7 separate regions of the Mus musculus genome follow, and all the other regions are linked to region 1. Evidence: chromatin loops called from intact Hi-C (ENCODE). Cell type or tissue: heart. All regions are shown on one strand. Region 1 overlaps Irs1 (insulin receptor substrate 1). Region 2 has its middle 7.1 kb from the start of Mir6344. Region 3 has its middle 440 kb from the start of Mir6344. Region 4 has its middle 120 kb from the start of Mir6344. Region 5 has its middle 40 kb from the start of Mir6344. Region 6 has its middle 440 kb from the start of Mir6344. Region 7 has its middle 370 kb from the start of Mir6344.

Region 1 (4,000 bases):
GCCGACTCCTTGGAGACTCCCCCTAGATCCCCAGGTCTCAGCCACACATTCTCAAAGGATGCAGAGCTGTGGCGTTTTACATCCTCACTGCCGCCACCACCACCACCGCCGCTGCCCCCTACTGCAGCCCCTGCTCCAAAGGGCACCGTATTGCCAGCCCGAGTAGGTGCTGAGAAGGTCTCAGAGCTATGCCTCCTCCGGCACCCTTGAGTGTCTGCGCGAATCACTTTGGCACTCTGGTTATGGTTGGGACTGAGGTTCACCCTGGTGAATGCACTCATGCCCCCAGGTCCCTGAGGGCCTCCCAGCAAGGAAGAGTGAGTAGCTTGCTCAGCGGTGGCTCCTTGAGGTGTAACAGAAGAAGAGGCTGTGGAGGATGGAGGAGGAGCAGCTCCTGTGGGTCTAGGCAGGCTCGCCTTCTCTGCAGCAATGCCTGTCCGCATGTCAGCATAGCTGACTGGGGCCACTGGTGAGGTATCCACATAGCTTTGACGAGGACAACCTATCTGCATGGTCATGTAGTCACCACGGCTATTTGGCACCGAACGGGTTGGCCTGCAAACCGTAGCAGACCCCGGAGGTGCAGGGCCTATTCTGCCCAACTCAACTCCACCACTCTCCTGCCAGGTTGCCCTCCGGCCTGGCCCCAAGTCCATGTTCATGTACTCTTCCGAGCCAGTCTCTTCTCTAGGAGCTGGGTGGAGCTGGGGTGGACATCGAACTGAAGGAGAGCTACGGGAAGTTGCAGGGCCAGCTAAATAGCCAGGCTGGCCGCTCCCGAATTCAATATTCACATATTCTCCTGGGCTTTTGGGCTCGGGAGGGTGCAGGGAAGACTGCTGCTGCTGTTGCTGCTCTCGAACCCGGGGTAAGGTGCTTGCCTTGGGATCCCCCAAGGACAGCCTTGTGGGTCGAGCCAGGCGGCTGTTGGTCTGTGCAGCTGTGTCTACCTTTCGAGGCAGGTGGGGCTGCAAGACATGGTGGTGGGGATGTGTGAGGCTTGACTCTGGCCTAGCCCCACAGTAACCCCCACCCAGACTGTCGCTGCTGGTAGAAGAGGAGGAATCTTCGGCAGTTGCGGTATAGCGAAGGCGTCCAGAGCTAGAAGAGAGACGAAGATGCTGGTGCCTGGCACCCTCCTCTGGCTCTCCAGGGCGCTGGGTGTGCTTAAAGGACCTTGGCAATGAGTAGTAAGAGAGGACCGGCTTGTGCTGGGGATCTTCTGGGCCATAGTAGCATTCTGAGGGGCTGCTGGTGTTGGAATCTCCCACTGGGGACATGTTCATGTAGTCACCTGTGCAAGGCAAGAGCTTACCGCCACCACTCTCAACAGGAGGTTTGGCATGAGGAAGGGCATGAGTATGGTGCCCCCCTACTCCATTTGTCCATGGCTTCCCATAGCTGCTCCCAGAAGGGGCTGCGCTGATGCTGCTACTGCTGCTGGACCCACCTCCAATGTCAGGGGAGCAACTACCACTGGGTGACATCATCATGTAGCCATTGGGGTCCACTCTCTGTGGGTGGCGTCTGATGGGGTTAATGATCTGCTGTGGGGCAGATACACTCTTGGGGCTCATGGGCATATAGTCCCCATTTCCTTTGCGGTTGCTGGGCACTGGAGCCACCCCAGGAGACATGGGCATATAGCCATCATCAGTGTGGAGGTTGGAGGTGTCTGGACGGTGGTGGCCTCCACGACGTTCCAAGTGGTGCATCTCTAGACCCTCTTCGGGATAGGAGTGGGTGGGCACGAAGGCGGAATGCCGGTAGCCGGGCAGTCGGCCTCCACTGCCACCTCCTGGTGGGTAGGCAGCGGGCATCATCTCTGTATATTCCTCAATAGAAGCCACTGAAGACTGTGAGGGGGTCTTCTGATGGGAAATGGTAGGAGATGTGCCTGCGGAGTGAGTTCTCTTTCGAAACCGGTTATCCAGATCTGCTGCACCCGCGGCTTCATCTCCAGGCAGCGCTGGGCTTGTCCCCAAGTTAGCACCTGGGATGTAGCGATGGCCGTTGCCACCCCTAGACAAAATGTAGTGGCCATTGGGAGCAGCCAAGGTGGAGGCTCCCTTGCCACCCATGCAGATATAATTGCTCAGCTCCTCCTCACCCCTGGCTGGTGGGGTGTGCCCCAGGGAATCTGGGGTGACACTGCGGAAGGAACTTCGGAAATCGCAGGGACTAGAACCATACTCATCAGAAGAGATGAAACCGCCATCGCTAGGCGAACCGGACACGGAAGCACTAGAGCGCCTCGGGAAGAGACAGTCTGAAGTGGAGCCATGGCCACTGGTACTACTAGATGACAGACTCACTGGGCTGGTGGCTGAAGGTGAGCATCTAGAAGAAGGCATGGGGATGGAGCGGCTGTGGTTGAGTGGGGGGTGCAGCCTGGAGCTGCCTCGATGCCGATGGGCGTGGGTCCTGTTGGTGCTAGGGCTCACAGGACTGCCATCCACTGATGCTGGACGGGACATGGTGCCTTCGCCATCGCTGGAGGCACGCACCCGGAAGGAACCTGGTTTCCCACCCACCATACTGGCAGGGGAGGTGGCAGTGATGCTCTCAGTTCGAGATCTCCGAGTCAGTCCCACCTGGCTGGGTGGAGGGTTGTTGAGATGGTGCCTGCGCAGGGGAACGCTGATGGGGTTGGAGCAACTGGATGAAGACTGGCTTTTGCTGCGAGGGCGAAACTCATCGCTCATGGCCCTCATTGCCTCTAGAATGGTCTCATGCATGTTCTGGGCCACCACGGAGTCATCCACTTGCATCCAGAACTCGCCAGGCCCTGTCACAGCGGAACGCCCCACCTCGATGAAGAAGAAGTTCTCTGAGTGGCCACAGCGTCTGATATTCATCAGCTGCAGCACCACAGCGGCTGCCTCGGAGTTCAGCTTCACAAAGCTGATGGTCTTGCTGGTCAGGCAGAGGCGGTAGATGCCAATCAGGTTCTTTGTCTGACCCAGGCCCTTGGGTTTCAGGATAACCTGCCAGACCTCCTTGAACGCGGGTCCTGGACCCGTGTCATAGCTCAAGTCCTCCCCTGCCTCTCCAACGCCAGAGCTGCCGCTGCAGCTACCGCCGCAGCCTCCTCCAGCCCCGTCATGGTGGGCCTTTGCCCGATTATGCAGCTGCAGAAGAGCCTGGTACCAGCTGTCTTGCTCAGCCTCGCTATCCGCGGCAATGGCAAAGTGTTCGTCTCGGGTGTAGAGAGCCACCAGGTGCTTGTTCTTGGAGTCAGCCCGCTTGTTGATGTTGAAACAGCTCTCGAGGGGGATCGAGCGTTTGGGGGCGCTCGACTTGTGCCGCCACTTCTTCTCGTTCTCATAATACTCCAGGCGCGCTGGGCCCCCGGCCTCGCTGGCCGCCCGCAGCACGAAAAAGCGCTTATGCATACTCTTGGGCTTGCGCAGGTAGCCCACCTTGCGCACGTCTGAGAAGCCATCGGTATCCGGAGGGCTCGCCATGCTGCTGCGGAGCAGAGGGAGGTGTTGAAAAACTGGGTGAGGGGTGGCTTCTCAGTGCGGCCCCGCACATGCACTCCGGGCTGGAGGAAGCTCGCAGAAATTCTGACTCCAAAATTCACGCTGTTCCTGGAGCTGGGGAGGGGCAGCCGAAGGACGAGGTAACTGCGCCAAGGAAGATAGCCTGATCCGAGTTTAAGGGCGTTTCATGCCCAGAGGGAAGGGCAGTGGGTCTAGGGTGAGTGCAGCCGCAATCTTCCGAGGACTATGTCTCCCCCAGTCCCTGCAGCAGAGAAGGAGCTATGGTGCATCCCTTGCCGCCCCTGGTCGAGTCCGATGTAGGGAGGCAGCGATGGCCCGAGGAGTCCCCGCTTGGCTCTCTAGGCGCGCGCGCCTTCCCTCCCGAGTTCCCCTCTGGAAGTAGCGATTCCCGAGGCAAATTAAATATCCTTGGGCAGGGGGAGGCGGGCTGCCAAGTCCCAACGTTGCACCGGGTTCTCCCTCCTCCTTCTCCTCCTCCTCCTCTGCCTCCTCCC
Region 2 (4,000 bases), 160 kb before region 1:
GCACTGGATATGGGGCTATGGATCCACTTTCAACTTTATTCAGGTAGTTGCCCAAACTGCAATGAAGTCAGCCCTTGTTCCCTGAATATAAGCAAGGCCATTCAGGGCTGCAATGAATGAGGAGTATGGAACAGGGAGTCTCAAAAATGCTGAAAAGTTTTCCCAGTTGTGACATAGTAAACACAAGCTGTAAGCCTCCCCCATTGGCTTAGGATCTCCTCCATCAAAACAAAAACCAGTGGGTCCAGTCTCCTTACTTCAGCCCCACCCCCTTACCTCTGCTACTACAGGTCTTCCTGACTCTTTTGCTTCCCTTTTCCACATTTGAGATTCCCTGTGATAATATTGGGCCAGCTAGAGATAATCTCTCATTTTTTTTATTGTTTTATTTTAAAACAGGGTCTTTCTATGCAACCCTGGCTGACCTAGAACTCACTATGTAGACCAGATTGGCCTTTTTAAAGTAATCTAAAAAGGTTACTTTTTGTGTAATATTAGCTCACACATTCTAGATGTTAAGGCTGAACATCTCTGATAGATGGCATTATTCTGAATGCCACATTACTGGGTATTTTTTAATAAATGAAGGACATGCCTAATAGTGATATAACTGAAGATTGAATAAGATAGCCTGGGTAGATTTAGGAAAATAGAAGAACACACATCTATTCTGTTCCATGGCTAGACTTAAGTGCCTTCCCTCCCATGAATGAATGAAATGGCTGAGCCTTATATAGGATGTGGGGGGGGGGGGCGTGGAATGAAAGGTTGTAAGAAGTGATGTTAATCTCTCGACATCCACTGTCCTCTCCCCCTTCCATTCTCAGCCAAGCACAGATAAACTGGGCCCCAAGAGTATTAGGAGAGAGATAATCTACACTAAAAAACACAAGAGTTCTATCCATAGAGAATCTTCTCTCACCAGCCACAGACATGGCCCACCATCCTCAGGCCAAAACATAACTGATCTTTACACAGGCTTATACCCCTATGACCTATGCCCTTCTACCCTGTCTCTTTCTTCTGTGTCTCTACACACTACTTTCTTTTTGTTGCAATAGCATTAGGTGCTATGATTTGAATATGAACTGCACCCCATCCCCATCCTACCCAGGACATACTGCAGGCTTGGTTGCCAGTTGATAGGTTGTCAGAAAGTGACTGGTTCCTGAGGTCTCTGGCTTAATGAATGCATCAACCTTAAAATAGATTTGTAACACGAGGTCTGCAATGGGAGACTGTGAGAAATAGAAGGTAAGGTATTTCAAGTCTTGCCCCGCTCCCTTCTTGTAGGCCTTATCTCCACTTCCCATCCACCAGGCTGTGACTCGCTCTGCTCTACCATACACTCTCAGCTGGGATAAGCTGACATTTCTGAGACCATAAGCCAAAATAAGTCCTTCCTCCCTTGAGTTGTTGGTGTCGGGCAAATCTTCACAGCCATGAGAAATATAGCTAGAACATGAGAATCCCAGCTTTCATAAGAAGGAAGGCCCCTGTCAGAGATATAGGTAAATATCCAGGTAGGACTCCTCTTTCTCAGTCATTTCACAATGTAACACCAGCCATACACATGCCTTCTCTCTTCTCGTTGGAGATTAGAGGGAAACCTCCCTTAGTAATTTAATCAGTGTCAGGCAATCCCCCTCTACATGAAGCAAAAGCATGAGATCCAGTGGACCTACATTATTGATCACCACAGAAAGACCACCAGAATTCAGGCCATGTGGGGATCTTTCTCCTCTTTCAATGAGCCGGGGTTTGCTGCTTGGAAGGAGTGCTAAAAAAAGCATTTGAAGAAAACTGTATTCGAGGCAAGAGGAATACCTTCATTCTGTCTGTAATGTGTGAACATTCATTTGATCATCCCAGTCTATGATCTCCTCGTAGCCACTGCTGGATCATATAGCTGTTCTGCAAACAAGCCTCTTTCCTGAATGCGATTTCCCTCTTGGGCCACTGCCAAGAACAACAAATTGAACTTTAACTCCAAGTTGGAAAAGTTTCCCTTTCCTGACAAGAGTGAAACCCAAGTCTATTATCCTAACTTAACTGATAATACAATCCTTTGATGTTACTCTTTGAACGTTCCATGTAAGTTGAAAGTTACTATGGAAAGAGAGAAAGAAAAAAAAAAAAAAGAATCACGCAAAGGAAGCTTTTGAGTTTGCAGTTATCCTAATTCTTAATCTCAGACACAAGACAAACATTTCGCACTTCAGGTTTGCCATAACAAGACCCACAAAACTTCAAAAACGCAGGCAGATACATCTGAGTTCATTCATCTCACAGGACTCCCTAGTGGCCATATGTTACCTTATTTTTTTTGGTATGAACTATGATTTCTGTACATTCCATTATGTCTTCAACCTGGAAACAATTTCCCCTTTAAATATGGATGTGAAAGCAAAAAGGGAGAGCTAGGAGGCCCTGCTCACAAGGAGTCTCGCTCCCACAGACCCCTGCTCTGGAGGACTCCTGCTCACACAGAAATGTGCTCACACCCCTGACCCTCTGGACACATTTGCATAATAGAATGAGTCTCTTTTTATGTTGTAGCTAGTTGTTTAAATCTAATTACCTGTCCACAGATCCCATGAACCGAATTACCAACTAAATATTACTTATGGCCCCTGCCAACGAGAGTCCCTGACAACAATTAAAAGAGAAAAATATAGAAATAGGTCTGTGATTTATGTAAGCTTTAACCAAACCACTGGAGTAATAGCCAGAGTGAGAACTGATTGCTTTGTTGAACTTCCTTGAATGTACTTTACAACTCACTGTTTTTATTTTGAGTGGCACTGAGGGTCAGGAAGGACTACCGTATTGTGTGCAGTGTCTAACAACTGTTTATGATTCTCTTCTAGTTCTTAGACAAGAGCAGCCTTCCAAAACCCATTGGGGCAAAAATGTGCAGGAATGGATCATAAGTCAGAAAGTGCCTGACAGCACAGAGCGGTAGATCAATAGCATTAGTCCATGAGCGAGTGGATGGAAAGTGGGATCCCTGTCCTTAGCACAGGATGGACTCCTGAGGAAGATTCCAATAATTATTTCTTGACCTGACAGTGTGTAATAGAATCTTAATGTTTTTAGAATACATAGTGAGCAACTAAAATATGAAACTATTATCAGATAAGCACAACCAATTTTACACACACACATACACACATACACATTCAATATGCCAATAATTAGATCCTTCTAAACATTTATAAACACCACTGCTTACTCTTCTTTTCAGTAGTTGGATGACTTATTTTCACCTCCATGCATTTTGTGCAGTTATGTTTGCTGTATTCAGTAACTTACCAGACGGAAGAATGGTAGCTAAGGCTTGGACAGTCAAAGACATCCAGAAGTTGAGTTACCTTATGTTCCCTGAGTTGGCTGTGAGCTGCGCTAGGTTTTAGGACAGAACTCCTTAGCACCTGTGGTTAGGGAGTTCCTGATCAGACAATGATAAGCAGTTCACGGGAAATTCTGCAAGTAGCTGCTGTCTAGGAGGTTTAGGAGAGTAGAGTCCTGACAGAGAAAGTCTCTGGTTCCCTGAAAACAGGAATAGGAGAGGAGGTGCTATTTAGATCCTCAGGAAAATGGCCACAGGGTCGCAAAGTAAATAATATAGATCTTTCAAAGAGATGGTGATGGAAGGAAACAAAATGCAGGCATTATGAGAACTGTCAAAAGCAGGGAGGGAATCTGTTTCTGAATTCTAGCCATAGAGTTAAGCAAAAGAGGTAGGTACAGAGGCCCATGAAGATTCACATCCGTTAACACTAGAGTCTGTACCATGGACAAAAAAGTAGTAGAATCAGAACCAAACTGTTGTACAATGTAATTCCAGTCATTGCTGTTCCTTGTGACAGACCAGAATGAGACTGAGCAAAGAGAAGACCTGGGTACCACAACACACTTGAATATGTTCATTCATTCATTCATTGATTCAAGAAGTTCCAGTGTGAGCCAGGTGATGGTGGTACACACCTTTGATCCC
Region 3 (4,000 bases), 590 kb before region 1:
GAAAATAAACAATATCTGATAAAAATTTACTTGGTTATATTTAACATTCACCATTCACTGGAATTTTTATATTACTGTACTTCATACTTGGTGCATTAATGTTAGTTATAAATGACCAAATGCAGAAAACAATAGAAGACTATGTGTTACAAACCAGATTAGTTCCTAGAGTCACATGAATGGAAAGCGTATGAGTATGTTTTGTTCATTTGTTTGGAGAAAGTTCTTTAAATGGCCTGTAGGACTAGTTGAATCTTACCTGCTGGAACCACTAAGAAAATGGGACATTTATGACTCCCTCTTAGTTGTCTTGTGTCCTTAATAAGCCATGCTGATGTTTGCTATCTAGGGAATTCCCATCTGGATTTAAAAAAAAAAAAATGTTACCTCCCAATGGCTCTAAAACAGAAAAAAGGAAAAGGAAAAACAAAAACAAACAACCAACAACAACAAAAAACCTTTGGGTCTTTTCTTGTATCACTGACCATGACAAACACAAGCCTTGTCTGCTGTTTCTGTGACCTAAGACAATGCATCCTTACACACATTCAGTCTTCTCTGGAGTATTTATTATTGTCTTGAATATGTATTTATCTTGTTTTCAATTGGCATCTTGTTTATGAAGTCCCTGTGGTAATGTAGGGTGGGGGTGAGAGAACATATCTGTAATTCTTTTGAAAGTCAGAGACAGAAGGATTGCCATGGGTTCAGCAAGATGCTGCACACACACACATGTACACACACAAATACACACCACATCACTAATAAATCTACAGGCATCATTTAAATTACAATATTACTTCAGCTATTTGTTAAGGCATAGGGTAATATGTGCTTATAAAACTGGATTCTTTACACAAGTGACTATGGCCATTTCAATGCTTGACTCAACATCGACGTTGGATTTAATTTTAATTACTTCTAAGTAACATTGTGAATAAAGGTTTTTAAAGTATTACTTTTATTTTCATTTATATATGTGCATGCATCTGCATATGTAGATGCATGTACAAGCCAGGAAAGTTTCAGATCCCTTGAAGCTGGAGTCACAGTTGCCTATGGGCGACCTGATGAGGGTTTTGGAAACCACAGTACTAAGTCCCTGCAGAAACACCACACGCTCTTAACTATGGAGACATCTTTCCAGCTTGGGAAATGAATATTGAAAATACCTATCCTATAAAAACATATGAAGGATTTTACCTATACTGATGATTAATAATGACCTTTAGGCAAAACATTGACTTGGTTATGCTGTATAATGTAGAGTGCCGTGTATATATTTTACATTTAAAATATGAGAAATGAACTAAGAAAACAGGAGGAAATGTTGAGAAGTAACTTGTCAAGAAGCTATGCTGGAAATTTTGAAGGATTCATGCTATACAATGGAAAAGTAATATTTCAAAACTCAATGTATTAGACTGTTTCTAGTTTCATGCAAGATACAAATTTTATGTGATCACTGTATAAATACGTGTTTGTGTCTGATGAGCATAGGTTCTCGTATAGATTCCTATCTTATACACACACCCTACAGTGTAGATTGCAAGGGATAGAAGAGCTAAATGGCCCTATCTTACAGCTAGTGACAGACTTAGAGTTCAATCAGTGTCCTGTATCCCAACCTACTTTCTGTGACCTCATATGTTCCCTTTGAATCAGACCTAAGAATAGCCTTAACACTGCAGAGAACATTTCCCTGCCCACATGATAACTGGGGCAGGGCAAAGCCAGGCTCACCTTGAGAAGAATGTGGCTCTGGACCAGGTATATCAGGGTCACTTAGGGTTATTGTTGTTAATATTCTGCCCTTTCCTTCCTTGTTGTGACCCCAAATACTCCAGGCTCCATCTGAATTAGCACTGCACTGAGCAGCCTTTGATAAGCCTAGGTTTTTAGCCTAAGGCTTCCAAAGGCACTATTCTTCTTCTGTCCGTTTTATATTAAATAACAGAAGGGAAGGAATTTGGAAAATGATATAACCATCTCTGTAAGAACTTAAGAGAGCAATGGGCCAGAGATAGGATGCATAAATTTAAAAGAAAAAAAAAAGAAAAAGATTAATTCTAATAGTACCGATCCCAGAAGACCAAGATATCATCTTTCATTATCCCAGACACTGAAGCATCATCAAAGGGAATTCTGAATTTCTTTGTCTTATCTGAGGAGACAAGAGTAAGTATAGAAAGATACTGGAATATCTTATATTCCAGATAAATTAAATAAAATCATGTTATGAAGAGAAACATTTTAATGAGTGTTCTAAGAACAAGGTGCTATTACTCTGTGCATCCTGAAGGTAAACACATTGTTTTTAACATTTATTGAGACCAGGAATTACAAATCTTCTAATCAAGAAAAAATCTGCATTTTAATTTGCTTTGTTAGATTAGAGGGGGAAAAACAGATTTGAAGGTAGCTTTGATTTTAAGTCTGGCTTTACCACTAGTTAGCTGGGTGGCCTTGGGCAAATCATTTACCTTTCTTAGTCTTTAGAATATTTACTCTAGATTGGCAAGAAATTCTCAATTCATAGTTCAAAGGTCTTTTCCAGCTCTGAAGTTATTAGATGTGATTTATGAAGATCGATTGTTGAAATCTATATTCTCACTAATAACATCATACCATGAAGTTTCGTGCCTTAGCTTCTAGGATTACAGATACTCATCATTCATGAATTTTCTTCAAAGTCATCCCCACATGATTTTGAGAAAGGTGATGTGTTCAAGATTGATGGAGACCTTGGTCCTCTCAAGTCCTATCCTTAGCTTACTGGTTCATACCTGAGATTTCCTTCAGAGGACTGAGCTGATCAGAGCTCTCACACTTACCTCTAAGGTGTTTCACATGTGTGTTATCCAGCCTTCTCTACTGACAGGCTTCCTCGAAGTTTCCTGCTGGCCAACCAGTTGAGGTATGGTATTGTGATGTGGCTCGAAGTGACCTCATTGAGTATACTTCTCTGTCAAACAAGTGGCTCCTCCCAAGATATCCTCAAACTCTAAGGCACAAGATGCCAAGAATCTGTCACAATCCCAGATAATCTGAAACATGGTCAGAATTGGTCATAAGTGAAGGAATGTGGTTTGGTGTTTTGTTTTGTTTTGTTTTGTTTTGTTTGTTTGTTTGTTTCCTACTGGGTGTACTTTGCTTCCTTCATCTAGTGGCAGGTGGTTGGTGCTTTGTGTTTTATAAAGAATCAAGTGGTGGTATGTTCAATGGGCATTTGGGTTGAATTGAGGGAGACTAATTAACCATCTTTCTTTCTGCTCCTTGCCATTTCTGAGTCTGTCCTATGCAGGGTTAACAGGCTGGAATAATCTGAAACCAAAGTTTCAGGTAAGAGTCTGGTGGATCTGTTGGCATATCTATCATGAATTGTCTTGACTTTAATTGATGTATGAAGGTCCAGCCTACAATAGGTCGTACCATCCTAAGGCAGATAGTCCTGAAGTGTGTTCAAGAAATAGAGTTAATCACGGTTTGTTATGCCAGCTAGATAATGAACCGTTAGCAGCTTTTATTTATGGTGTGTGCATTGAACTCCAGGTCTAACTTCAGTCAATGATGGATTATGGCTGAAAAGTAAACACTTTCCTTTCCTAAGTTGTTTTGAACCTGAATTCAGTTCCTAGCACCTGCATATGATGCCTTACAAATGTCTATAGCTCTAACTCCAGGGAATCTGACACCCTCTTCTGGCCTCCAAGAATACCTACATGCTGGTACACACACCTATACATGGACATGGATACCTACATAATTAGAAATAAAGCAAATCATTGTTAAAAGATTAGCTTCCTTACTTAACCTCATACCAACCCATTCTTTCTTTCTTCTCATCCACAGCATTGTGTTTCTTTGGATAAAATACAATGTCTGTCAAATTTTATTAATCAGAAAGCAAATAGAAGATGAGATTTTGACTTCCTTCATTTCTGTCTCTTCATTTCCACTTTTCATTCCTCGTCAGCAAGAATCAGTCATATTTATGTGC
Region 4 (4,000 bases), 270 kb before region 1:
AAAGGCTTGGAAGGGAAGGAAGTACCTCTGTCTCACTTGCTGCCTCTAAACAGTGTTCTTTCAGTGTGGAGTTTTGTATAAAATTGATGACCTGGCCCCAAGTAACTGAGAAGGAAAGGTGTTCTTTGGGTGAAGCTCCATCTCTGAAACGATGCCTGTGTTTGGAGCCTTTGGTGTACTCCATGGCATGACCAGGTCACAGACTGTACTCTAACACCAGAAATGACGGCTTATCTGAATCACACTGGCAAAATGTAAGAGATACTGTCCCATAGGAAGGCAGAACCACCTCATGTTAAGAATTTGAAACAAGTATCCACCACCCTTACCTTCTTTGTCCTGAGGACAGTCTTCAAGCTGACTCTTATACTCCATCATGAAGCAGTGTCCATGGAGAGGGTGGGGATAGCAGCCATAACTATGAGTTCTGCTAACGTTTCTGACTTTGGTCTGCTTTACTTGAAACTCAGCTCTTCTCTGGTGTAGACTCTGAAGTTCCTCCTCCTGGGATCCTGAGCTCAAGTGCCTTCCATCCTTCCATTAAACATGTGACAAAAATCACAGAGAGATGTTTGGATGACATCTTGACATTCGGCTGAAGATCCATGTGCAAGAGCAGACTCCACACAGAGTGCTTATCTATCAGCCCTACTATCCTCTGGAGACATGTTCTTAAGGGACACTGCTGGCCTCAGTGCAGGAAACAGAATGGTTGCATTATTGTTTTAATTACTCTCCTCTTATTTTAATGAGATAATACCTCACAAGAAGCAACTTAAAGGAGAAAGGGTTATGGTTGGCTCACAGTTCATATGGATGGGGATGTCTTAACGACGGGAATATGAGGCTATTGAGCACATGGTCTCAAGAAGTAGAAAAAATGAATGCTTGTACTCAATTCACTTTCTTCTTTTTTTATTTGGTTTTGTACCCCAATCTATAACCCATGCCACCCATATGCAGGACGGGGTTCTTCTTCCTTGGTTAAAGATTTCTAGAGACATCCTCATAGACACCTCAAAAGATATGTTCCTGTGGTGGTTGTAAATAAGACAAATTGACAATGAAGACTGACTTACAATAGCGCTAGAGTATGAGGTGATCACAAGGTGTGGAGGAGGAAAAATGACATGTTTGCTAAGGAAGATATGTCAGGGTTCATCATGATTTTAGCTAAGTATTAGTGAGCCATAACCAATGATGCTCAATTGTAATTATTAAACAACCCAAGCACACATATTTGGTCCCATCCCCTGTCTTTTCAGATAATTTCCACTATGCTTTTAAAAGAAAAAGTGTTTTGAGAAGCTGGGGGTCAACAGCTTACTCTGTGCTGCTTCCAACTCTATAGAAATAAGTGGCCTTATATGTGAATGGTAGCTTATTATCAGAGAAAGCATCAGGTCCTTAATAAACATTTAGCAGTTGCAGTATTAGCAGTGCAGAATGGAGACTAGGTTGTCTCACTGGAGCACAATGTCAGAACTTTCATTAAAGTATATAGGAGTGTTGCAGGAATTAAAAAAAAAAAAAACCAACTCTCCATGCTCCTGCTTCTTTCAAGCCACCAACTCCCCGGTGGGGCCAGACCACACTCCTGTGCTCCTGCAGTGGGCTACTCTCTCCAGCTAGCCCCACAACATCTGGCTGAGCCTCTAGTCTCCTCTCTGCCATTGGTGGTCCCACATTCCAGTAACCAAGTAAATCAAAACTCTCGAAACTGATAATTAACCAATCAGATTTATGTATCAATAAATTCTCAATTTACAAGATGCCAATACATTAATTTAGGAACCAATTGATAATGATAAAAGCTTTTTCCCAATTATTCTAATCTTATGATATCACAACTACCTGCGGCTGGTCAGAGTCACTCTAGTTCACATCTACTGCCATCTTCCTTTTCTCCTCCTTCTCCTGATGTTCTCTGTCCCTGCACTCTTAGCACTGTCTCCCTTTTCCCTGTCCAATCACAGGCCTCCTGCTGCCATAATGTAATTGGACAGGGAAAATTCTGCAACATAGGAGTCCTTATGGAGAGGGACCAAGACTCAAATATCCACAGCAACCATAAACAAAGTTGTTCTCTACAAATCAGGAGAATGTGTTTCCCTGATTCTATTAGGACCCTAAGCAAGGCATCTCTGCTTCTTCAATGTAGTACTATGCATTAAGTTATTAAAGAGTCATCACTTATTATCTGGTGACACTCTACCTAGTGACCTCAGAAACACACAGAATCTATTCTCAAGGGTTTCAAGAGAAGGGCCAAGCCACACACTGTTGTCAAGACTTGCAAAAGGCCATAAGTGTAAAAAAGAGCTGACAGGGACTAGAGGGGAACCACTTCTAGCTGCAGTTATTATCTGAACTGATTACATAAAACTTCCTAATTCTAAAAATGAAAGTCTGGCTGGACACTAGCTGGAGCAGCACTTAGCCAATCTATTCCCTTTGGAGCTGTCCCAAGTTTCCAAGACTAAAAAGACTTATGACCAGTCACCAGATCCCAGCACAAGCTTTGGTTTTCAAAATATTTCTTTTGCAAAGGAAAAAGAGAAAGAAAAAAAAAAGAAAGTAAGAAAAGGGCAAAATAATAATTTGGAACTTAAAAGAAATGTTTGCCATGTATATTTCTGGAACCTGCCTTAAAGCTGTCTCCATTTCCCTCCTCACTTAACATTTTATATAAAAAGGGACATTATCCAAAGAGCAGGTCTCTTCCTCCATTGAGAGACAGCATCATTTACCGTCCTGGAGGATGTACGTCCTGAGTTGTAGCAATGTTGCCTCTCATATGATTAGTTCTTCCCTCTAATGCCATTCCTTTCTTCTCTTCTCATTTCCTCTTACAGACTTAAATTTAAAATAAAAAAGTGTAAATTCACACTCTGTACTGATTTGTATCTGTGTGACACCAATGTCCTTGTGAATGCTCCAGATTCATAAAGACATGACCACCTTCTTAGCAGCAGCAAGATTGAAGGATGGAAAAAGTTTACCTGTGTAGCATTATAAGGCAATCTTTTGAATCTGTTGTCATTATTTTACTCAATGGTACACATTGACCCTGTTCATCAAGCAGGGCTAATCAACAAAAATAATTCTACTAATAAGATAGGTAAGGAACTCTCTGGCCACTAGCTGATAAAATGAGAGATGGAGACATTCCATGCTTTTGAACCATGTTCAACCCCTCATTACCCCCCTCTCTCTTTTGCACACACACACACACACACACACACACACACACACACACACACACACACGTGTGTATGTGTAATGTGTGTGTGTGTGTGTGTTTTGAGTATGTAACTGTAGACACCAATTCAGCCAACACTCTTATTATTCTTGAGACATCAGTAGTGTTCATGTAGGAACAACTGAAGCTGGGAGGATCCTCCTTGTTTTATGGATAACATCTTGCTTCATGGATAAGAACTGGCAGCCAGTGTTTTCTCAGGGTCATTTCCCGAAACCTTAAAGGTTGATTTTTAGCAGCTCCTGAGTTTCAGGCCACTGTTTCTGATTTTCAAGCAATCCAATCACATGCTGTTATGTAATTAAGTTCAGAATAAGTAGATTCTTCCCTTCTGCATATACCTAACTTCATTTCAGAGACTAGTCTTTTTTTTTTCCCCTTGTTTGGTTGCTGGTTGGTTTTTCTTTTTCTTTATATATATATTATTAGGTATTTTTCTCATTTACATTTTCAATGCTATCCCAAAAGTCCCCATACCCACCCCCCCACTCCCCTACCCACCCACTCCCCCTTTTTGGCCCTGGCATTCCTCTGTACTGGGGCATATAAAGTTTGCATAACCAATGGGCCTCTCTTTCCAGTGATGGCCGACTAGGCCATCTTTTGATATATATGCAGCTAGAGTCAAGAGCTCCGGGATACTGGTTAGTTCATAATGTTGTTCCACCTATAGGGTTGCAGATCCCTTTAGCTCCTTGGGTACTTTCTCTAGCTTCTCCATTGGGGGCCCTGTGATCC
Region 5 (4,000 bases), 200 kb before region 1:
AGAGAGAGAAAGAGAGGGGGAATAGAGAGAGAAAGAGAGGAAAAAGAAAGAGAGAGAGGGCACGCGCTACAAGCTTAAAATGAAACTCTCACTCCATGATTGGAAATGAAGACAATCCTCTGTGGAATCAAAATCTTATTCATAAATGATAATAAGGACAGGTTTCTGTGGAATCTGTTATTAAAAGCCAAAAGGTCAATCCATATCATAAAATGAGACCCTGTAACTACACCATGTGAAACCAGTGATTTTACTTTTAGCACACACAGAGCCTATGTTTATAACTGGAAATTAGCAATGCACTTCAGAAACAGACTTGCCTTCCAGAGCTGTTAAAAAAGATGTCTACGCACCCTCCACTTGGGAATGCATATTTTGGCTGATTTGTCTTTAAATGGAGTCCATTGTAAAGGAGGCAACTGTGGGATTCCTGGAAAAAGAAATTACAGGTCTTTTAGCCAACTAAAATGCTATATAAGAAGCCAGAGATCACTACTAGGAAGAGACTGCCACATGTACCAATGTGGAGAAGTATTAAAACAATTGTGTCCAATATAAAATTTTACCAAAGCCCTCAGTCAGAAGCTTCTTTGGAAAATGCTCAAAATGACACATGAGAACTCCTTGTTCAATGGGGCATTTAGATAGTTTGTGACCTGCACTACAGTGAAGGACAAAATACAGCACAGAGGTACTCGTTGGAGCCCAAGTGTTTCTCCATTTGTAAATATATACCTTGTGTGTCTCTCTTACTTTATCCATCCCTGACTCTATGTGATAGTGAGCATTTACTTAACAATAGTTGACGGTTCCCAAAAATACTCTCAGAAGACTGTGGTATAAGAATAGGGTGCTTCATTGATTCTTACTCTACTGCTCTGTGGGATAAGAATGATCTCAGGACCTGAGATGGGAAGGTTGCCTCAGACATTAGAAGCACTTTGGAGTACACCCATCCAAAGACCCGTGTCTTCCTTCTGAAATCAGACATCAGGGTAGGAGTCTTTGAATGTTTCCTATTCCCCTTAGAGATAATCAATGCCTTTGCTTCAAACAAGGAAGGCCGTGTCCATGAAGTCCTAATTCCTACTAAAAGGACACAGACTGAATCATTAGCTCTAAGCTAGCATCCTATGTCCCTGGCATTTAATAGAAACTCTTCTGCACCATTTGGCTTCTACAATGAAAGACACCCTAACTCTCAGCCTAAGGTGCATGGTGCAACCACCGATGCCTTACCCCATTGATAAGGGAGGAAAGATCAGAAAAAGGCTCCTGGTGATTTCCTGATGGTGGTCAATATTGAGAAAGAAATGATCAATATGACATCTGTATGGTGCAGTCCTTTAAGCAAAACAGCCACCATCTTAAGCAGATCCACTGTGCCTGCTTGAAAAAGACTGACACAAGTTGTCTCACTGACTGCTGACCTTCCCTCAGAGAATGAGTGGGTAAAGAAGATCACTGGACTCTCAGCTGAGATTTCTGGCACACTCTCCTGCGTATCCCATCCATTTGTATGTAATTCTTGCAACCAACCTGGTATTCTCAGAGGTGCCAAAGGATACAGGCTGGGGGAAGTTAACTGAAACAGAAGACTATATCTATGCCACAGGCATCATCCATGCTGGGATGTAAGTAGTCCCTCAGTGAAGTTCTGTGAGTCAACCTATATACTCACTGGATCCCCAGAATGACTTGTGTGGAAGTGTAGCTTGGTTTGTTATTAGCTCCTCAGGAGGAGAGACAGACATTGTTTACATCTCTCCAGGAAGGAATTCTCAAAGCAGTGACTAGAAATGATTGAGACTACACATACCCAGTGACCATATCCCTTCAAAATCCTGTGATGTCCTAAGGCCAAACATCTCCATTCACGTGGGAGTCTCAGCTTTAATACGGGTACTTCTTTCTCCCAGGAAGGACCCCATCTGAGCAAAGGCATCATAGCTATTCCTATGATCTATGATATACTCTCTGTGAGAGGAATGAGGATTCCCTTTTCTCTGGTTTCCAGTTGGGCTTAAACAATTGGGGACACTTACATGAGATCAGAAAATGTGATATGGGAGAGGTTACAGAATTTACACTTAAGTTAACTCATAATTTGTCCCTTGAATCACCCTGCTTCAAAACGTATAACTACTGTCAGGTGGTACCTCTGTTAGCTGTGCTTCAGCAAGTATCCCTTCTAAGGCCTGGTGACATTGCCTCCCTTGTCTTAAGTTTAGTGGCAACAGAAATTCTGGCCTGTTCCTCTCCTGGGTTCTACACTAGCTCTTGTTTCTATAACAGCTCCCCCATGGAAACACCCTCATCAAACAGTCCTCATATCACCCCCATCTGTTTCCTGCCAAGACCATGGTAGATAGACTCTGTCTTCAGGAGGGGCAAGGTCCTCTACTTTGAAACCTCATTGGAGGCACATGGAATGGTGGAGGAGCAGCTTTCTGTGGGACAGGGATGCTGAGCAATAAAGATGACCAATAAAGACTAAAAGGGCCAATGGGTACCAACCAGCAACACGAGTGCCCTCAAAACACCATGCCAGTGTGCTGTTGGTTCAGAGACAGCGGCTAGTCAGTATAAGAGAAAATGTTAGAAACTCTCACAGCAAATTCATAATACTACAAAATTGACGTCTGAAAGAAAGTTGATGACATGGGAGAAATTACATTCTTTTAAAGATTTCTTCCTAGCAGACAGTCTGGGGAGCCCTGGTAGAAAGCCAAATATAAATACGATAGGAACATCTTAACCCACCCCTTTCTTTTGAGAAGCTGACTTAGAAGCACATGGTTTAAATAATACAAATAAAAATCTGTGCACTCTGGGGATTTAGCATGTTCCAGGTGTGTTTATAACATGTGCCATTCTTTATACTATCCCTCATTTAACCATTACAATCGGCCAGAGAACAGGGGGATGAGGCAGAGAATAAGGAATTGGACTGGGCCACAGTGAGCATGTGGCGGATTCCAGCCAGGATTCAATGCATGATCCCAGATTTCACTTAACATCTCTCCATTCACAAAAAGATAAATTTAAATAGTGAGCAATACCAACATAATTTAAATAGATACAATCTCCCTGTGTTTCTTTTTCCATGCTTTTCTGCTCTTAATCCTGAGCTGGGTTGGGAGATATGTTTAAGTATCTTTTGCCTTATACCTTTAATTGGATCCTCTGTTGTTTTCCTTCAGATATTTTTAGAACAGCTGGTTACATCACTTGAAACACTCAGGCAGTGTCTATGTAAGAAGGAAACACATCTTGTTCAGACAAAAATCACGCACAGCTTAATGGCACATAATGCAGCCCATTCATTCAGCCTCCAGGGTACTCAGCAGTAATTTCTGGATGGCTTCAGAACATTTGCCTCTTGCAGCCTCCAGTTGTTACTCTAAACTGGGAACTTACCAGTGAGCTATAAATGCCCATTCCATTCAGGGATAGGATGGAAACTAAGAGTAAAGTTGCTTCAGAAATAAAGCTGTGACCTGGATGTCAAATGACATCGCAGGTTTCCAGTGACTTTGGGGATAGGCCACGTCCATCTTTACCTAAGGAAGGAAAGCATGTAAGAGGGACGTGTCTCTGCCACCATTCCTGAGTAGATAAGAATGCAGGAGACAATGAGGTGTGGAATTTCAAATCAAGCTATCTTTCCTTTGTCAGAAAACCACACCCCTTGAATTCCGCCCCAATGACAACATCGCCATCCATCACCTTACTAGATAGTGGGTATTTTCTTCATATGTCTCCAATGAGGAGGGTGAAGTCTATTGACTGATTTGCCCAAAACATTATAAGATATATTTGGGACATTAGGGTTTTTTTTTAATTCCATGCATAGAGAAATACTTGGATTTTTATCATGCCATGATCTATTATATTTACTACATATCTCTGCAAACTAGGTTACCATATGGGAACCAGTAAAATTGCAGCATAAAATGTCTCCGCCCTCTTGAGCTATCTTTTCATTTTCAAAGGATGA
Region 6 (4,000 bases), 600 kb before region 1:
ATACATACATACATACATACATACATACACACACAATACACACAAATTAAATAAATCTTTATAAAATAATACTCAAACCAAGTTGAATTTTAATTTATACTTTGTAATAAAACCACAGGCATGGTACACCTAGGAGGATCTATGATTCAAAGACAACCAAGTGAACTTATTTGTTTATCTCCTCTATTGCCTACTTGGATGTTTCCAAAGAAGCTGAAACTTTTTGGAGTGCTGAAAAAAATACAGATGTTTTCATCTGCCTCTCCTTCACTATTTAAGAATTTGTAACAAAATGTTTGAAAGCTACATGACATCAGAGAAACTGCTGGAAGTCTTACCACTTCTGAAATACCCAAGAAACTTCCAAATCCAAATAACACTTCCATTGTATAAGACACTGGGGGCTAGTGGCACCCAAAGGAGACCCCTGGAGCCCAGCAGTCTCCCAGGCTTTACAGAAGGCACACAGGTATTCTAGGTGTAGAATGTGGGCCTGGAGAATTTATCCAGCCTCCTAATATACCTCCCTCTCCTGAAGAGTAATATTATAGGTGGTACATATTAATGTGTATTTGCAATGCTTTTGGCCCAGGGTAGGGAAAAGATAAGAAGATGTAAAGAAAGCAGAAATCAAAAGTACCTTACCAGTGAAGTGAAATTGAAAGTGGATATGTTTCTAAATCATACCTTCAAAAAAAAAAAAAAAACCATATGTAGAAAAGGCTGATTAGTTTCAATTAGTCTTTGTGTACTTTTGTTTCATATTGGGGGGGAAATGGATTGGGAAAGAAGAGGTGAAAAGAGGGAAGGAGAGAAAGAGAGAGGCAGAGACAGAGTCAGAGAGACACAGAAATAGATGCAGAGACAGACAGAGACATGCAAAGAGATAACTCACAAGTCTTGGTTTACCTTCTCTGCTGGAATTTCTTGAAGATCATTAATTTAACAGAGTAACAATAATTACATTGATATTGATGTTATGCATTTTTCTGATTGCTTCCCACCACTCATAATTTTATTTAAAAAAATTCCTGATGTGATTTAGCTCTAAGAAATGGTGTACCTATTACACTAAATTGCCAGGCAACTACTATAAACCCACATATGCATCAGACCTTTTCATTGAGGTATACATTTCGGGTCATGGACTCTTAAGATACTTAGCCTTGGCCTTATTTCCATGGTAACTTATTCTGGAAGGTTTAATGAAAGGAGCTAAATTCAACTGTCAAAGCTTCTCACATCCATCACTCTTATGTATTGAATAGAAACATTCTTTCAAAAAAATATTTGGTTATCTGTCTCTCTGTAGGTGCATGTGTATTCAGGGGTCCACAGAGTCCAGAAGAGAGGGTCAGATCTTCTGGGTCTGTGGTTATGGATAGTTATTAGTCATCTAATATGGGTGTTGGGAACTTAACTCACATCCTCTGCAACAGCAGCTAGGCCTCTTAACAGCCAGCTACCTCTCCAGAAACATGTTCCATAAAGCTTAACTAAATTTATTCCTTATTTTTGTTTTATGTATACGAGTGTTTTTGCTTGCTTACATTGTATTTGTCCCATGTTTATCCCTAGTGCTTCAGGAGAGCCAGAAGAGGGCATCAAATCTCCTGGAACTGAAGTTATGAATAGATGTGGATGCTGGAGAAAGAATTAGGGTCTCCTACAAGAACAGCAAGTATTCCTAACCACTGAACAATCTCTCCAGCCACAAGACATTATTCTTTGTTGATTTGGCCTCCTACACAAAACTTGATTCTTTCTCTGTTTTCCGTTGTTTCCTCTATCTCAACCCTTGCTTAAACTGTACTCACTTAAAATATCATAATCTTTCTTATTTTAACAAAAGGCTCATTGGTGTGTTTATGTTTCCACACATCTGGTAAGTGGAAATACTGATGGCTTTTGTTCCAGGATGTTTTTTTGCAAGGATGTTGGTCAATCCACCAGTCTAGAAATATACAGAGATGGTCTTCCTCTGGAACACAGCCCAAGATCTTCTCTAATGTAACCTACTGCTTATGAAGACATCAAGTGGATCTCCTGTAACGTATCTCCATATGTAAACTGAGGCTTAAGACACTGGGCAAAGAAAATTCTGACATTCTTGTTGTTTCTGCTTATTGAAATAATGCCTTCCCCTATTTTCTGTCAGCATTGGGGAGACCAAAGAAGGTTAACCCATCAGCTCACAATAGGCAAATCTCAGACTCCTCACAGTTCCAGACAAAGCATCAATACTTTGCTTATGGCACACTTGAAGGCTTGAAAGCCCCTCAAGCTTTCAATGAAAATAAGCCTCCTTGCAGTAAATAAAGATATTGCTATTCCTCCCTCCCAGGTAGTCTAACTTTTAGGTCTGATTTAGAAACTCTGAACCTATCTTTATCTGTTTAAATGAGGTTCCCAATAATAATTCATTCTGGGAAGATAAAATAACTAGAAACTATCATACCACTACTCCAGGTAAAATACTCAACATTCAATAGGTAACAATGATTAGAGTAGTTATAGCATCTTTAATATATACTAATGCATTTTCCTCTTCCATATCTGAAAAACAATGGAAAAATAGTTTTAAAGGACTAAAATGTTAATTTTATTACTGATAAGGAACAGATCAGAAAATACAGCTTTGGTCTACCACCCAGAGAATCTGCAAGTCAACCCCTTGAGTAGACAAATTAACCATGTGGTCTCAGGCAGAACTGAAGTAGTATTGACTTCCTCATACTTAAGGGTGTTTTTATTCATATGAGTCTTAAGGATGATTTTTAAAACTTTATTATGACTTTTGGCTTAAAATGGACAATGGTAAGAAAATAGTAATAGAAAGTAAGATAATAAAGTTTTGAAGTTAGAAATTGGATAAGATAATTGTATCTGATCTTCATCCTTCACCTTCATCACTAAGATAAAGAATCTCTTCTCAACTTGTCTCATGACTTGGAGATGTTAAGAAAATTTCTAAAGTTCATGAGGTGAATAAATGTTAAAACTCAGATTTCCAACTCTAGGTCCCTATTGCATTTTCAATGGGAACAGGAAGATGGTAGTTTCACTAGAGGAGAGCCATGAAACAGACATAGGAAGATGATAAAATGACAGAAAAGAGAAGATAGAGCACAGAATACGGTTTCGTTAATAATGTCGATGCAAAAATTATTTAAATCTAGAGGGAGTTAAATTGTCATCATTCCTCATTTTAATTTATTGAGACCTCAATGATTCCTGACCCCACAGAATACAACAGAGTTGAATAAACCCTATAGCTGCATTGGAAGCAGACATAATTTAGTGAGTGATATGAGCCTATATAAATCCATAATCAATTTGACCATTGTCATCCTAAAGTCCAGTGTGAGGATGGCAGTGAGAACCACTGGATGCAAACATATACTGGTAGGAAGAGAAGTGGGACCCAAGAGAATATTTGTTTTTGTTGGGAACAGGGATTGTCACATGATTAAATTTAGTTCCAATATGAAGTTACCATCATATACTGTTGAATATATGTAATGCACTATGAAGTGTGATGCAGATAGAGTGACAAAATGAAGTTAGCTTCCAGTGTAATCCAACAGAAGCACGTGATAACCCAGGGATGTTTCATTAGCATCTGGCATAGGTCTGTCCAAACTCTAACCTTTGGCATATGCCTTATATGAGGTTCACTGGGGAAGTAGTGTGACCACACCTTGGCAGGTTCTTGCATGTGGCTGGAGGGCAGTGCGTCACAGGGACCTGAGTAGAGCTCCTCAGAGATCCGAATTTTCCTCAAGCGGTCAGTCATCATCAAGGGTATAAAATCCTCTTGAGTTTTAATGTATTAATTTATGTTTTAAACAAATATGGAGCTTCCAATTTGTGCTGCACTGATTCCACAGACAATAGAGTCCATTTATAACAAGAAAAAAAGTCAACACTGGTGCCTGAAAAATATCCTATGATACTAGTATTCCCAGGGATCAATTGAAAAGTCTTATTGTCATTCCCA
Region 7 (4,000 bases), 530 kb before region 1:
TGATTACTGTGTGACACACCTTCCCTGGGGAGGGCTGTGCACTTGCATCTGTTTCACTTCAGTGAACATGGCCAAGAGTGGTTACAAATCACAGTGGACCATTACCTCAAAGTGTGTGTCATTAAAAATAGGGATGGGGAAAGGAAAAGCTTTTTACCCTTAATCATTTAGCTATTAACTTAAACCAAACATATGCAAAGCTATATACAAAGATCAAAGGTATTTTCTGGAGAGATATAGATGATAAAGTTTAAAGACTGCCAGTGAGCTTAAGAAGTTTCTAGTTCAAGGAACCAAAGAAGTTGGGTGAATTACAGCTCTCTGTGGGTTTCTACATCCACCACATACAGCAGGTTTTCCTTAATGACTGAAACCATATTTCCTACAAAATGGCAGCTTGCCTAGTTAAAACACTCCTCTCCATAACATCTTTTCCCACTTGTAGATGTGGTGTCTTGTAACGTGTTATGGACAATAAGCTGGGAACAACCCATAAGGTGGAATTACTTGAAAAACCACTTTTTCTGGTCATAAGTTATAGTCCCAGCAGGCCAACACCTATTGTGTTTTACCCCTTTATCTGTCTAGAGTAAAGTTCTGATAGCTCCAAAGAAATATGCTGATGTTAGGAGTCATCCACAAATGTCTAAGGAGAGAATAGGGAAGGCTTCTCTGAACATGGCAGGCACAGGGGACAGGTAGGTGGACCTGACCTCATAAAATTAATATTTCTTAGGAGGAAATATAAGTAAAATCAAGGGACACAGGAAAATCTCTGCACTGTGTCTAGAAGACGAAAGCCCAATATGCATATTATATAGTTATAGTTTTTTCAATGTCAGCTTATCAAAAGAAGCACAGATCTATAATTCAAAAAGTAAAATCCAAGACGTTCATAAGCACAAGTCAACCATACAAAATTAGTAATTAAACATAAAATGTAAAGAATTAATAATGATTAAAAACCAGGATAGTATGCATTTAGAATAAAAGGTTGTTATTTTCTCAACTTTCTACCAACATTTGCTCAGAGAATACATGAAGCAGCATAAACCATGTCATCAGTAGTGTGATAATGACGTTTTTGACTCGGTGGTGATTAATGAATTAATATCGTTGGCGTATAAAAGTAGTGCATGTTTGCATCAATGCAACGGGTTACTCATGCCAAGAAAATGGGTCCTAGAACAGGGTAACAAGAAGTACATTTCCAGTGATCACTGGTTGTTTGTGTAGTCACAAGATAATGGCTGTAGGGTGAACAGGAACCATGATGGGGAAATGAGATTTGCTGAATAAATACTTAGGGAGTAGAATAGCAGTACAAAATTCACTTTAGCGTCTTCTAACTCCTTGTATTTATTCTAGAACCATACTCTTTTGATTAGTATTGCTTTGCTTTGCTTTCTCCCCTCCCCCAAACTCCTCCCATACCTTTCTCTCTCTCTCTCTCTCTCTCTTAGTTTGCCTTCTTTCTTTCTTCCCTTCCTTCCTTCCTTCCTTCCTTCCTTCCTTCCTTCCTTCCTTCCTTCCTTTCTCCTTTCTTCCTTTCTCTGACATGATCTTGCTATACATCCCTATTGGCCCTCAAACTCTTACCACTCATTCCTCTGCCTACTGCTTTGTGGGATCACAGGTGTGCACCACCTGCCTTAGTTACAATGCATTCTCTTCATTCAAAGTCCTCGAATATTCACTTTTTCCTGATATTAGGATTTTCTAGATCAACGTCTCAATCACTTGTTTTACTCATGAAAGGCTGCATTTCTTGCTGCTATGTTAGATATTTTGAATATACTTCTACTCCACTTCAAATGAATGTTATTAGACAGAATAAAAGTGGGGTTTTACACATAAATGAGTTTTGTTACATTCTCAGCGAACTCTGTATTTCTTCTAACACACCTATATCATACAGTTGGTTATCTTTTGATTTATACTTTGAAAATGAAGCTATTAACAATTATGCTTTTCCTCCATTTCTCTTCATCCTTATATCTTCCTCTGTTTTCTTCTTTCCTAGTAGATTGGAAAGCTATTAAATAATTATGGTAAGAGTTGAAGTCTTGTTTACTCCTTCTGTTAATGGCAGTCTGTCTTTTTTGTTTTGCTTTCATTTACTTTGTTGAGAAAATGTTTTCTTTTGTTGAGACAGGGTTTCTCTGTATAACCCTGGCTGCCCTGGAACTCATTCTGTAGACTAGGCTAGCCCTGAACGCACAGAACTGCCGCCTCTGCCTCCTGGATGCTGGGATTAAAGGTGTGCACTGGCACTGCCCAGCTAATGACAATCTTTCTAATGTCATGGAAACTGTTGATATTTTCTTAAACTGCTTTTCTTCTTTAACCAATATGAGGACAGATGTAAGTAGATGCTGATCTCCTCAAACAGAAATCTCTTTACATTCCCCAGTGACTATTACATAATCACACTTTCTGCTATTTTGATCTAATATCCTAAAGTTACAATAGGTGCTGACCATAGAATGTATGCTATTTGCGTTCTTTCCATTATACCACACTGTGTTTAAATGCCTTGGAGTCACGGGAAATTCCAAATGACTAGTCAGTGACACTTGTAATGAAGCCATTGAGGCATCGAAAGATTTATGGAAACTAAGAACAGAAACTGAGAGTAACAATATTTCCTATCAGCAAGTCCCCATACGCCTTGGTTCATTCCTTTATTCTGCAGTGGTCGATTTCAGATGGATCCTACATGCTACAAATTAATTATATGTTTAGGATAATAAGAGATCTCCTGGGCAGAGGTACACTATTCAATGGATACTGATCTCTTCCTTTCCAAATTATCTTAGTAGCTACCAACAATAAATATAAAGGAGGACACATTGGTGCCAGTACTCAATACTGGCATACATGGACATTTCTATAAACTATTCTGAACAATGAATAAAGTTGGCAAACAACCAAGACATTGTATTGCACAGACAAGAATGTGAATCTGGATCTTTTCCATTGTGGTTTGCACTTCAGAGTCACTTGTACAATTTGGAAAGTCGGTTATAAAACTCAGACAGGTTATCCAAGGTAACACTTCTGTCCAAGGAGAAACAGTAAGAATATGAGTGTGCTCCCAGGAGCTCAGGTGCTACCAGCTATTAAAGCTAATGAAGACAGTAACAGTTTATTCCACATTTGTTGCCTTTGTGTATATTGCATATAATTGTATAAATGTGTGCTTATAAACTGTCTGTTTTATTGCTGTGAAAAGATGCCATGACTAAAACAACTCTTATTTAAAAACGTTTAATTGGGGCTGGCTTACATTTTCAGAGGTTTAGTCCACTACCATCATGGTGGGGGAACATGGCAGCATGCAGGCAGACATGATGCTAGAGAAAGAGCTGAGAATTCTAAGTCTTGATCCACAGGCAGCAGGAGACTGTGTGTCACACTGAGCATACCATGAGCAAGGAGACCACCAGTATGCCCCCACAGTGACACATGTCCTCTCATAAGGCCACACTTACTTCAACAATGTCATACCTCCTAATAGTGCCATTCCCTATAGACCAATCATTTGAGCATATGAGTCTATGGGAGCCATTCCTATTCAAAACAATCACATAAATGTATGTATAATACTATGTTATATGCATACAAAATTATTTACATATGCTCAAATGTCCAGCTAATGATATGCTAATAGCTGTGGTCAAAGAATAAGTAACTCTCCCCCATGTAAAAACACTGATTTAATAAAAAGCACCAACTGTTCATATTTAAACAATCATGTGGGAAAATGTTGCTCAAAAAGCATCAAATGTATGCAGTTTAAAAGAGAAATGGAATTTTAAATGAGTACATTTAGAACTCTGTCAACATGAGACTACCCATTGTTACCTGAATTCCCAAGACTCATTTATTATGAGGTGGTGGGTGTTCTTATTTATAATCCCTGTCTCCGCTGCAATTGAAAGGCTTAAGTAAGGTTAATGTGGAGGCTGAAAACAATGTACCTCAAAAGACAGGAAGT

What was found. Hi-C counts contacts between places; a loop is a spot of excess contacts. Peaks named below come from ENCODE experiments on the same cell type or tissue, not always from the same donor. Only the 100,000 strongest peaks of a DNase experiment are listed, where the experiment ranks them.
Region 2: it touches region 1 in a loop (2.3-fold over the local background); 9 of 42 quality-filtered maps call a loop at or near these places.
Region 3: it touches region 1 in a loop (4-fold over the local background); 11 of 42 quality-filtered maps call a loop at or near these places.
Region 4: it touches region 1 in a loop (2.3-fold over the local background); 6 of 42 quality-filtered maps call a loop at or near these places.
Region 5: a loop joins it to region 1, with 2.7 times the contacts of the local background. A loop is called at or near these places in 5 of 42 quality-filtered maps.
Region 6: it touches region 1 in a loop (5-fold over the local background); 11 of 42 quality-filtered maps call a loop at or near these places.
Region 7: a loop joins it to region 1, with 3 times the contacts of the local background. A loop is called at or near these places in 5 of 42 quality-filtered maps.

Annotation. Positions count from the first base shown.
Region 1 is chr1:82,287,027-82,291,026 of GRCm38, forward strand. It overlaps Irs1 (insulin receptor substrate 1), which reads right to left. Exons shown (of 2, transcript NM_010570.4): 1 at 1-4,000. The coding sequence starts at 3,467. Among named protein-coding and RNA genes, the nearest start is that of Irs1, 2.4 kb to the right of the region's middle. In heart, CTCF peaks have their summits at 1,138 (motif pointing left), 1,798 (motif pointing left) and 3,268; DNase peaks (open chromatin) are centred at 1,595, 2,305, 2,755, 3,205 and 1 weaker place; H3K4me3 peaks cover 4,000 bases; H3K27ac peaks cover 3,309 bases; H3K27me3 peaks cover 830 bases.
Region 2 is chr1:82,122,777-82,126,776 of GRCm38, forward strand. No RefSeq gene overlaps it. Among named protein-coding and RNA genes, the nearest start is that of Mir6344, 7.1 kb to the right of the region's middle. In heart, no CTCF peak of the experiment used is centred here; no DNase peak of the experiment used is centred here; H3K27me3 peaks cover 569 bases.
Region 3 is chr1:81,694,597-81,698,596 of GRCm38, forward strand. No RefSeq gene overlaps it. Among named protein-coding and RNA genes, the nearest start is that of Mir6344, 440 kb to the right of the region's middle. In heart, no CTCF peak of the experiment used is centred here; a DNase peak (open chromatin) is centred at 1,735.
Region 4 is chr1:82,013,082-82,017,081 of GRCm38, forward strand. No RefSeq gene overlaps it. Among named protein-coding and RNA genes, the nearest start is that of Mir6344, 120 kb to the right of the region's middle. In heart, no CTCF peak of the experiment used is centred here; no DNase peak of the experiment used is centred here.
Region 5 is chr1:82,090,023-82,094,022 of GRCm38, forward strand. No RefSeq gene overlaps it. Among named protein-coding and RNA genes, the nearest start is that of Mir6344, 40 kb to the right of the region's middle. In heart, no CTCF peak of the experiment used is centred here; no DNase peak of the experiment used is centred here.
Region 6 is chr1:81,687,328-81,691,327 of GRCm38, forward strand. No RefSeq gene overlaps it. Among named protein-coding and RNA genes, the nearest start is that of Mir6344, 440 kb to the right of the region's middle. In heart, a CTCF peak has its summit at 1,582 (motif pointing right); no DNase peak of the experiment used is centred here.
Region 7 is chr1:81,755,911-81,759,910 of GRCm38, forward strand. No RefSeq gene overlaps it. Among named protein-coding and RNA genes, the nearest start is that of Mir6344, 370 kb to the right of the region's middle. In heart, no CTCF peak of the experiment used is centred here; no DNase peak of the experiment used is centred here; H3K27ac peaks cover 440 bases.